Regions from separate parts of the Homo sapiens genome. Here region 1 is linked to region 2. Evidence: chromatin loops called from intact Hi-C (ENCODE). Cell type or tissue: Calu3. All regions are shown on one strand.

The links. Hi-C counts contacts between places; a loop is a spot of excess contacts. Peaks named below come from ENCODE experiments on the same cell type or tissue, not always from the same donor. Only the 100,000 strongest peaks of a DNase experiment are listed, where the experiment ranks them.
Region 1: it touches region 2 in a loop (2.5-fold over the local background); 2 of 110 quality-filtered maps call a loop at or near these places.

What each region holds. Positions count from the first base shown.
Region 1 is chr18:22,431,578-22,434,077 of GRCh38, forward strand. No RefSeq gene overlaps it. Among named protein-coding and RNA genes, the nearest start is that of CTAGE1, 15 kb to the left of the region's middle. In Calu3, no CTCF peak of the experiment used is centred here; a DNase peak (open chromatin) is centred at 1,194.
Region 2 is chr18:22,189,569-22,192,068 of GRCh38, forward strand. All of the region lies in intron 6 of GATA6 (GATA binding protein 6), which reads left to right. Among named protein-coding and RNA genes, the nearest start is that of GATA6, 21 kb to the left of the region's middle. In Calu3, no CTCF peak of the experiment used is centred here; a DNase peak (open chromatin) is centred at 1,353.

The DNA of each region.
Region 1 (2,500 bases), 240 kb after region 2:
CCCTGTTTTCCAAGGCGGGGCTGGGCTCAGGGCTCTCCTCTGGGCTTCCCTCGGATCCTGTGCATTCTTTTAGTCCTTCCCACTGTGTTTGAGAATCACAGATAGGTCAAGGCCTTAGTAACTTTGTGTCTGTAGAACCAACAAGACTTGTTCCATCGTGGCCCTTCCAACAATATTTGTTCCGTTTCCCTGGAGCAATTTGACAGCCCATCGGGCATTGGGAACGGTTTTATCTGTTTTAGGACCATTAGAACTTCAAGAATCGCACAAATGCTACTGGTTTTTTTTCAGACCTTCAGAAACTCCCAAGCCAATGCTTTCAGGAAGTCTTAAATATTCATCTTAGAAAACTCTAATTAGTATTGCAAATTAAATGTATCCTTTTCTGGTCTGGCTATTATACAAATGGAGGTGTTTTTTCAGTTGTTGTTTTAAGACAAGGTCTCACTTTGTCATCCAGGCTGGATTACAGTGGCGTGATCATGCCTCATTGCAGCCTCGACTGCCTGGGCTCAAGTGATCCTCCCACCTCAGCCTCTGGAGTAGCTGGGACCACAGGCATGCACCACCACACCCCAAATGGAGGACTTTTTTTTTTTTTTTTTTGATGGAGCCTTGCTCTGTCTCCCAGGCTGGAGTGCAGTGGTACGATCTCAGGTCACTGCAACCTCTGCTTCCTGGGTTCAAACAATTCTGCTTCCTCAACCCCCTGAGTAGCTGGGATTACAGTCATGCACCACCACACCCAGCTAATTTTTGCATTTTTAGTAGAGACGGGGGTTTTGCCATGTTGGGCAGGCTGGTCTCAAACTCCTGAACTCAGGTGTTCTGCTTGCCACAGCCTCCCAAAGTGCTAGGATTACAGGCATGGGCCACCATGCCTGGCCCCAAATGGAGGTTTTTCACACCAGACCTGAAAATCCATTCGTTGGGGAGGATAGGAACGTCTAAGTTGTTTGATGTTTGGCCCAGACTTTTAGAAAATCCCACAAGTAAATTTTACTGGTAGGAACAGTGGGAATCAAACTCATCTCTTTGAAAGGCTTGATGATAGCAAAGTCTCCCGAGACACAAGTAGTGATACGGGAGATGGAGCAAAATAACTTGCTCCATATCTTCCTTCCTTAAAAGAATTGGCCAAGGAACGGCTTGGATGACTCATTGATCTCTGCCTGTGACCCGTGCCAGAGCCTTGCCTGCCGGGTTCTCTGAGTTTCTGGTGAAGCATTCAGACTCCATGCAGGAAGTGAGGTCATGATTGTTTTGGCAGTTTGGGTGGCGTTTATCCTTTGGTAGCGGCTGAAGTTTATCAGTAGGTTTAGCCTTTGCACTTTGAGAAACCAACTATTATCTCACTCACAATTTAGAATAATAAAAAGTCCATGGCAGAAAAACGTGCAGTAAGTACAGATAAAGAACAAACGAGGGAGAACCTGGTGTTCCTGTCCACATCAGCCCCCCAGGGCACACAATCTATCCATGCTCTGATAGAGTCCGTGAGAAGGCGCCACCGGCGTTCTCGCTTTTTCTTTCTGGTAGCAGCTGCAAGTCAAGACATTTCTTGGAGAGCGGTTGGGAGTAGAGAAAACACGTTACATCTTTAGTTAATAATTTGGATTCAGTTATATCCTGAAGTGACCTGCAAGGGGGACACTTAGGTTTAGGAAGACCTCTTAAAGGTTTGTCTCCTCCCTGGGAGCTGTAATCAGAGCAGTTAAAAGATGGGCTAAGCCTCCGCAGTTTGTTGTCAGAAGTGGCTAAGAAGAATCTGGTAACTGCTGTCAGGGACCCCTCCTGGAGGCTTCCTGTACCCCGTGGGACGCCGACCAGATTTCCAATGTGGTTCTAAGTCTGAGATGCTACAAGCTTATGCATTTACAATTACATAGAGAAACAGGGTTCTCCTTTAACACTTTGCTCATGAGGGGCATCCCAAAGACTAAAAAGTACGGAACTGCAAAAACAAACGAACAAACAACTTTGCAAATCTTGCTTTAAATATCCAAAGCAAGAGAAAAGTAACACATCACCATTAAAATGATCTTAGATTGGTAAACTATCTGAGCTGCTATACTATTATTAATGGGAAAAAAAAAAACACCTGGATGAAGATGTTAAATAATTCCATAAGTCACTATCATTCATCAAGCAAGTAAGAGACTTTTTATGCAACTACAAACTCTGGCTTGACTTCTTCAAATTTTGTTTTATGTTTTATTTTTTATATCTGGAATATATTGTGAGACTTAGAACAGATGGCTATAATCCCAAAGCATATATATGCATTATAGTTTTTAGGAGCTAAAAACTATAATTAAAAATGATTGTATGCACACACAGTGCTGAAAGATTTTTAAAACAGAAAAGCTTCATATAAAATGTGGACTTTCTCAGCCATCCTGTTACTTGATGCTCTGTAGACATGCTCTGGGTGAGAGGATCATACCTCACAGTGGGATCGGGACACCCCAAAGGGAGATTGTCTTGTAGTTGGATCAGT
Region 2 (2,500 bases):
TATGCTGTGCTTATACTGTTAAGTTGCTCAGAGGAAAGTATGAAGGCGAGCTCTGATGCAAGAGCCTGCTGGGGCTGGAGCAGAAAATTAGTGCTTCATTTTTAACTTGAATATGCCACAGAGCTTCTAGAGGACTCGAGAGCCAAACAGTGGTGGATTGGTCTTCGATTTTCTCATAGTGATCTTGCTTTGAGGAAGTTTTTCCCTTTCCTAATACTCACTCACTTATAAGATAGTGAACATAGGGAGGCAGGAAATTAGTTTCTATCAGGTACCTTTTATGTGCCAGGTGTTTTAGATACATTTTATTTTTTACTCCTCCTTCTAAGTGAGATGCAGAAGGTAAAGAACAGTTCCAAGGTCACGTGTCAAATTGAGACGCGTGGTTTCACGTTGGCCGCAGGTCTGGCTGATGCGGTCAGTGTTGTTGCCACTACAGCGTGTTAGATTAATATGCGATATTAGTTCATTTCTTTGAAATCTTCAGAGAGAAGAAAGAATGTTTTCTTAAAGAAATTGGACTAGTTTGATTAATAATTTTAGCATCACATATCCTCCCACTGAAACAGGTGGGAAAACTGTGAGAAGTTATTTGCTCTTGACCAAGAATGTATTTAAGACAGTTAATGCAAATTTTCTTATCAATGTTATACTTAGAAATCAAATGTGTAATGGTACTAAGAATATGGCAGTTGGGTAACATTAAGTTAAAAAAAAAGTAGTAAAAATTACTTTTGTTGACATACCTAATGTGGTTATAACAAGGTTCTTTTAAGAGAAACACAAGATTGCCATACTGAAATCCTTCTAATGCTGCGATTTAAATCCATACACAAACAAATGCTGTTTTGGAACTTTTCAGAATGTTAAAATTGTCTTCAATGAATGTTTATGAAGAAATTACTGAAAAAGCATTTCTTAATAGTGAAGTGCCTGTTTTTTTTTTCAGTCTATCGTCCAAAACACTCTTTTCTAAATGAGTAGCAAAGGGGTTAAAAAATCATTAATCTCCCAAAGGGTCTGTGAGAGAGTTATGTGGTTAGGTATTATTATTGCCTCATTTATAAACCAAGATCCGGAGTGACTCCTTAAGGTCACAAAACAAGCCAGTATTGAAGCCGGGACTGGAACCGACGTCTCCTGCCTCCCAGTCCAGGGCTGTTACCACTCCCAGGGAGTTGACCAATCATCACAGTTATTAATATCCCACTTGCCACATGCTACAAGCCATGAACATAAATATTTTGTTGGCATTTTATCTTCATGCTCCCTATGTGCCAGGCTCCCTTTCTTTCTATGTTCACAGCCCCTTCTAATAACTCACGTTCTTGTCTGACCACATTGGCCTTTGCGTGAAAGTCACACGTCACCCCGGCAGGGAATGTTCAAGCATGCGGATTTGCATACTTTCATTCTGATCTCAAGGCTTTTTCTAGACTTCCTTTTTTTTTTTTTTTAAATCTCGTGTGTGTGTGTGTGTGTGTGTGTGTGTGTGTGTGTGTGTGACAGGGAGGATGGTAAGAAGTAGTTTAAAAATGCATTGTGTGCTACATCAATATCCAATGGCTTTGTACATTAGGAAACAGTAAAGCTTTAAATAGTTTGTAACATATGTCCACATAATTTATCACAGAATTGTGGTTTATTTAATAAGTGACTCATTATCACTATCTGATAGCCAGAATACTGGATAAAGAATAAGTGTGGGCAGAAGTTATTCACCATTTCTTATAGCCTCATCCCAGAATACAGCTCTTCTTTGCAAATTACAGATTCTTTGCAGTTTTCTCCCACCCGCCCCCCCAACGCCTCTATAAGAATATACAAAATTGTCAGAAAACATGAAATAATGTTACGGGAAAACATGGCCAAATTTAAGAAATCTGGCTTAGATTGCTCTGAAAGGTTATTGCTAAATGAATCTTCGAAGAAAACGAATTCCTTTACTGGAACAAAAGTAATTTATTATGCATTTCATGGGTGTCTGCCAGAAGAGTTACTAGCAGTATGAAGATCCAGTGGATATGAATTAAGTACAATCTGTTAGTTCTGTTCATGTTTAGACCTACCTGTTAATTTTCTCTGAAATTTTAATAATTTAAAAAAGCATCTCCATAGACAGGTGTTGGCAATGTGACAATTCACCACTCAGCTACCCATCACATCAGGCTTTTTTAAAGGCCCAGTACTCAGAATTTGTGAGACTGAGCACAAAGACATTATTTTATTGACCTCATATTTTAAGAATGATTTGGACAAATACATAACTAGGCATTGATTCTAATGTCCTGTTGGGGTCTTACGAGTAAACGGTTCCAAGTCAACATCTGACGATGCTTAAATCATGATCCGACTTGATGGTGTGCTGCCTGTTTTGGTTGTTGGCCTGGCACGGTTTCACCAGAGCTGGGCCACATGCTGCAGAACCATATTTTTATTTTATTAAACACAAGTATTTTACATTTAAAGCTCTCATTAAATTTAGTTGCTTGATTCGTGG